2 separate regions of the Homo sapiens genome follow, and region 1 is linked to region 2. The links are chromatin contacts, found by Hi-C in ENCODE. All regions are on one chromosome and are shown on one strand. Each heading gives the region's core, a stretch centred on a gene start or an enhancer-like site at or near the end of the contact. The rest is flanking DNA. Distances are from core to core; before and after follow the strand shown.

Evidence for each region. A loop is a pair of places that touch in the nucleus more often than their neighbours do. Pooled maps may share reads with other maps.
Region 1: a loop to region 2 is called in a map of CD8-positive, alpha-beta T cell, with 12 times the contacts of the local background. The contact joins the promoter of ZNF488 here to the enhancer-like site in region 2. A Hi-C loop is called at or near these places in 3 of 168 maps with a recorded cell type or tissue (A673, CD8-positive, alpha-beta T cell and OCI-LY7) and 3 of 50 pooled maps.

What each region holds. Positions count from the first base shown.
Region 1 is chr10:47,382,783-47,386,197 of GRCh38, forward strand. ZNF488 (zinc finger protein 488) reads right to left here and starts at 1,511. Exons shown (of 2, transcript NM_153034.4): 1 at 1,438-1,511. RefSeq lists an enhancer at 1,418-1,917 and a silencer at 1,480-1,959.
Region 2 is chr10:47,310,531-47,313,555 of GRCh38, forward strand. It overlaps GDF10 (growth differentiation factor 10), which reads left to right. Exons shown (of 3, transcript NM_004962.5): 2 at 1-191; 3 at 2,071-3,025. The coding sequence ends at 2,262. Among named protein-coding and RNA genes, the nearest start is that of GDF2, 10 kb to the right of the region's middle. RefSeq lists enhancers at 1-300, 1,399-1,899, 1,700-1,849. Within about 2 kb of position 1,746, at least 4 of the 41 ENCODE cell types and tissues checked have a DNase peak (open chromatin) inside an H3K27ac peak, as active enhancers do; they include CD8-positive, alpha-beta T cell, where a contact is called at or near this core.

The DNA of each region.
Region 1 (3,415 bases), core at 261-2,760, 72 kb after region 2:
ATTTCCATTTCTGTATCAATCAAAAGTAAATTAGTTGAATTTTCATTAAAGGTCATAATAAACTACAATATCATGTTAACTTATTTCCAAGAAGTGAAAGCTTCAACCTTTATTGGTAATTAAGATCTTTACAAACAAACAAGGGCTCTTTTATAACTTAGTGCATATATATTATGTATTTGTGTGTGTTTGAACATATAAATATGTATGTGTCATAAAATATCATTAAAAACTAAATCACATATCTCTGATAAGATTACATTGTAACCAAGAAACAAAAAATTGCCTCGATATAGTTCTATTTTATCCCTCAAAAAGAATGAGACTTGATTTTCTAGAGTTCGTCCCTTATGCATCTACGACAATCTTTGATACTAACAGGAAATATTTTCCCCTTGGCCCTCCTATCTAATGTACATAAAATCATTACTTTCAAATGCCATAATTACTGCCATAAAATGTCTAATGTCTCCCTCAGGAGTAATTAATTTCATTTCTGTACATCAGTGGCATTGGCAACTACATATTTTAGAAATTTACTGTTAATTTCTTATTTCCAGGCTCCCTCAAATGTTTCAAAGCCCTGGCCTCCCACTGTCTTCCTACAACCCTGCTCTGAATCCTGTCCCCTCCCTCCCCTGCACCTGGCATTGCATAGCCTGCCCAGAAGGCAGGTGTGGGTGGGAACGCCCCCTAAATGCTTCTGCAAGGCTTAGCTTCCTGCTGTGCTGTCTGTGTCTATTAGTAAAGGCAAAATGTCAAGGAAAGGATTCAATCAACCCCTTGTCTCTAAAACCAGGTATGTTCTTTTAGCTCATTCTAAAAACTCATTATAATGTGATCATTTGGTATTGTTTTGTTTCCCAGGAAAGGCAGTGAACAGGATACATGTCCAGATCTTTGGATATAATCTGTTGGAGAAAGGATCTGGGGCTGATGCATGGTTCTTACCCTACTGCCCAGCGCAAGCCCGGGCTGAGAATAACAGCAACACAGGATAAACCCCGGGAGAGACAGTGGGAGGGAGGAAAACAACTGCAGCCTGAAAGTCACCCTAGGAGAAAAATTCATAGGCAGAATTCTTGAGTGCTGAAAAAACAGGGGGGAGAGGGAGAAGGTAGGGGAGAAGAATAAACAAAGAGAGGAAAAGAGAGAGGGAGAGAGACTGACACAGAAGAAAATGAAAACAGGAAGACAATAAAGAAGAGATAGAGGAGAAAAAGTGAGAGAAGAGAAAGGGAACAGAAACGGGGATGGGACTCGGAGACGACGTGGGAGAGAGAGGAAGCTGGCGACATTGGGAAGGAAAGGACCCCACAGTCAAAGGCAGGACTCAACAACCCTGTCCTGGGGAAAGGCTGATGTGGAAGTGAGATGGACCCCGCCGCCCGCGCCCGCTCGCGGCTCTGTCCCTGCAGACAGGAGGGTGCGCCTCACCTGGGCTCTCTGGAGATGTGGAGCAAGAGGTGCTGGTGCAGCACAGCCTCCTCCCGGCCAAGAGCACTGCGCGTGGCTCTGAACTTGGCGCCGGAGCCCTGAGGGCGGCCAGATCCCGCCCCCAAGCCGCTCCCGCCTTCGGGGCGTGGTCTCGGCGTCGCCCACCCCCAGGGAAGCTCCAGCCTTCGGGGCGGGGCTTGCGGGTGGGCGGCCCCGGCAGGGGAGGGTGCCGCTGGCCAAAGAACTCACAACCCCGGGAGAAAACCCCCTTCTGACCCTCTGGGCTGCCCGGCCCTTCCCCGGCTCAGCTCCGCGGAGATGCCCCCAGCTGGCTTGGTCAGGGCCGGGCGCCATCGCCTGCGGGAGGGCGAGGGCGTTCTTTGGAGGCGGTGCCTGCTCTCGCCTACGCCCTCTGGTCCTGGGCGCCCGACCTCTCGCTCCTGGGCCCGCGGGGCCTCGGCGATGCGGGCGAGGGCTGCGCGCGGTGCCTGCGGCTCCAGTCTGCGCCGAGGACCCCCACGGCCTCCTGGCCCTCCTTCCCCCAGCAGCCTGGCGGCCGCTCGATCGGCACCTCCCCCCGCCGGAATCGCCCAGCTCCCCCCGGGAGCGCCCGCCGCCTCTGCTCCCCAGACCTCAGCTGTGACCACGCAACGCTCTGCCAGGAAGGCGGACTCCGCGACTCGGGCCATGGTGGAAAATGACAGTTAAAGTGCGTTAAAATTAAGAACTTATACTTTGATTAAAAAACAACAAACGGAGTGAAAAAGCAAGCCACACACTGAAAGAAGATACTTGCAGCAATTGATAAAGGATTAGTATCCAGGATATATACTTTTAATGAATTAGTGTGAAAGAGAGGAACACCCAAAGCAACGAATGGACACAGACATGAATAGGCACTTCAAAGAGGAACCACTAACGACCAAAATCATGTGAAAGGACGAAGTCTCTAGAGTAATTAGAAAATGCAAATTAAGACCACAAGGAGATGTTTAATCATTAGGCATAAATGTTAAAATATAATAATACCAACTGTCATGGAAGGCATGAAGCAAGGGAACCCTAATATGCTGGGGCGAAGTACACCCAATTTCATTTATTATAAAAGACCACTAATTTAAGATATTCTATTATACTAAATACAGCTCCAAAAGAGGGGGAAAAAACTGACAACCAACCAACTCAAATGCTTTTCATCACTTGTAATTTTTAAGTTATATAAAGAAAGATCTATTTTAGACTGTATTAATCCATTCTCACACTGCTATAAAGAATTGCCTGAGACTGGGTAATTTATAAAGGAAAGAGGTTTAATTGACTCACAGTTCAGCATGGATGCAGAGGCCTCGGGAAACTTACAATCATGGTGGAAGTGGAAGCAAAACAGGTCCTTCTTCACAGGGTGGCTGGAAGGAGAAGAATGAGAGAAGTGCAGAGTGAAGGGGGTAAAAGCCCCTCACAAACCCATTAGATTGCCTGAGAACTCACTCACTATCATGAGAACAGCACAGGGCAACCACCGCCATGATTCAATCACCTCCCAGTAAGTCCCTCCCCCTACATATGGGCATTACAATAAGGACTATAATTCAAGATGAGATTTGGGTGGGGAAACAGAGGCAGGCCATATTATTCCACCCCTGGTCCTTCTCAAATCTCATGTCCTCATATTTCAAAACACAATCATGCCTTTCGAACAGTCTGCCAACGTCTTAACTAATTCCATCATTAACCCAAAAGTCCAAGTTCAAAGTCTCATCTGAGACAAGGCAAGTCCTTTCCACCCATGAACCTGTAAAATCAAAAGAAAGTTATTTCCTAGATATAATGCAAGTACAGGCATTGTGTAAATACACCCATTCCAAATGGGAGAAATTGACCAAAACAAAGGGACTACAGGCCCCATGCAAGTTTGAAACCCAATAGGGCAGTCATTAAACCTTAAAGTTCCAAAATGACCTCCTTTGACTCCATGTCT
Region 2 (3,025 bases), core at 496-2,995:
CGCAGGTGCTGGACTTTGACGAGAAGACGATGCAGAAAGCCCGGAGGAAGCAGTGGGATGAGCCGAGGGTGTGCTCCCGGAGGTACCTGAAGGTGGACTTCGCAGACATCGGCTGGAATGAATGGATAATCTCACCGAAATCTTTTGATGCCTACTACTGCGCGGGAGCATGTGAGTTCCCCATGCCTAAGGTAGGGTTTCTTCCGCCTTTTGCCAAATTCTAAGGCTCAGCTCTGCCGCTACCGTCAAGTTCCTCAGCCTGCAGGACTTCTGTTTCCCCATCTGCAAAATGGGAATAACAGTACTTCCTATCTATTCCAGGCAGGAAATAGGTAGACATAGGTCACCAAGTGGCAGCCCGTAGGGTAGTTGCCGCCCACATATGTGTGAGTTTGGCTGTGTTTTTTGAAGTATTGGCTTGGTTGAATTGGGACTTTAAAATGAGAACATTCTTTTGAAAAGCAGGAGAATCCATGTCTTTAGAAACGCATCCCCACATAGCAACTATCTGCAGAGGTTGAGTAGATGCTGCTTCCTGTACACACGGCAGGTCCCAGAAGCTCCCTCCTGACCAAGGCTCTCATTTCTGTTCCCAGCCTGGACCCCAGAGTGTGGCAATCTGTGACTAGCACAGTGCTAGCCTCAGCAGCTCTCCCACTGTAGATTCCCTCCTCCTTGCAGCTCAGGGCAGGAATCCACAGGGAATAGGCCTTCACTGTGCACAGGGTCTGCAGGACACACAGCACTGGGCTGTTCTGTCTGTTGCACCAGCCTAAGGATTTCCAGTTCTCACCTTCGCTCCAGACTGGGCTGTGGCTGAGTCCATCCCTCTCCCTGCAGCCTGCTCTGCAGCAGCCTGGCTGCTTGTGATGTCAGCCCTCGGCACTCAGCACACAGTTTCTTCCTGCTTAGTTACTCTGCCCAGGGCAGGTCATGCCTTTCCCTCCAAGAAAAGAAAGTCAGTGCATAAATCCAATTTGAACTTAAATAATCAGCCAGCTGGGGAAGTCCAGACCCAGACATGGGGCAGCAGTAACGTGTTTGGGAATTAAATGGCTTCTCCTCAAAACTTCTCCTCAAAACCGTGCATGTGCAAGAGAGAGGGAGGTGCCTGACATAGAGACGGAGCCTGCTAAAAGGGCCTAGCAAAGACCCAGGCAGATGCAAGCCCGGAACCCTGAAGGCTTGCAGCTGGTTGGCCATGCGGTTAGCTTATCACCCTGGCTTGCTGCCTCCCCACCTTCCGGGACACCAGCCAGAACGCTGCAAAGGCAGGTGTCCCTGCCCTGCTCCCTTCCCACCACACCCACACAAGAGGGCTTCCTCCTCAACAGCACTACATATACAAATCTCTGTTTGGCTGGTGATGCACTGAAGTGGATGACCCGGTTGGTTCATCTTGTCAGAGGTGGGCACAGTTTTCCAAGCCAGGTCACTTTCTAACTAGGGGTCTTGGTCAAGTTACTCAGTCATTTTAAACCTCGGTGTCTTCCCAGTAAAGTCCAGGTAATACCCACCCCATAAAATTGCTAAGCTGACAAAAAAAAGGGGGTGATGCAGGGAGAGCAGCCCCTAGGAAATGTCAATGTCCAGCCTGTCACACTGCCACGCACATGCCAGGCCTTCCCTTCAGTGACAAGAGCACAACCTCGTGAGAAGCATGCCTGTCCTCCTCAGACTGCGAGACCAGGGCTGTGCTGGCATCTCGCTGGGTTTTCCCTCTGGGCAGCTTCTGCCTGCTTCCTGGTGCTCCGCGGGGATGTGTGACACTCAGGCGCCCCCATGTGGCCCTGCCGTGTTGGGGACACAGCGTGCCTCAGGGAAGCCAAAGGGCAGGAAGGCCTGGGGGCTCTTGGAGACCTCAGCCCGGAACTCAGCGTATGTCTGATTTTAGAGGAACCGTGTGCCCCGCCTTGGGATCTCGTCCATTCCTCTAGGTGGATGCCTATTCTGTGGCCTCAGCCGGGGAACAACAGCAGAGCAGTATGGCCTGGGACTGTGAGGATGGCATGGGTGCGTGGGTGGGTGAGGGCGGAGCTGAGGTAACCCTACTCCTTTTCTGCCTTGCAGATCGTTCGTCCATCCAACCATGCCACCATCCAGAGCATTGTCAGGGCTGTGGGCATCATCCCTGGCATCCCAGAGCCCTGCTGTGTTCCCGATAAGATGAACTCCCTTGGGGTCCTCTTCCTGGATGAGAATCGGAATGTGGTTCTGAAGGTGTACCCCAACATGTCCGTGGACACCTGTGCCTGCCGGTGAGACCACTCCAGGGTGGAAAGAAGCCACGCCCAGCAGAGCTGCCTTCTCGGAGCCTTCTGCAACCAGGACTTGTGGTGCAGCTGCAGACACAGAGCACAGCTCATGGGCAACATCACTGGGGCCCAGAGAGAGCTGTCCGCCAGTGCATCATTAGGGGGTCTTTCATTGCTAGTGACTAGCCCCTTAAATGCCAGCCTGAGTACCTGAAGGAATCTGGGAATTAGCCCTGGCCTGAAAGTGGCCCATCATTCATACCCACTGTTCTGAAGGCTTGAAAACAAAACATATCCACAACATTGGCTTGATGTGATCATCATCTCATAACTGAGCAAGAAGACTATGCAAATCTTAGGGCGCTCGCTCCCTGCACACGGAAAGAACTCTGTTTAAATGCTCAGTTCAGAACACTTTGGGCCACATAGTGATTTTGGAAAACAGGATAATCGTGGTGTAAATGAGTGTTTCCTTTCAAAGTCCACTGCAGAGCTTTTATCCATATGGTATGCACATGTAGCCAATATTGGTTTCTTTTTCTTAATATATATATTTTATTTTAAAACAACAAAAAGGGAGGGCGTTGACACCATTCCCCACAGAGATAGTCATGCTGAGTGTGGGTTGTTTAAACATGCATATTGAAATAACACATATAGTAACGTGGGAATACTAAAAAATAACCAAGATTTTATATTTTTGTAAATTATACTTTCTATACTGTAGATTGTGTATGTTATGTGTTTTTATGGAAAGCTAATAAATTAAA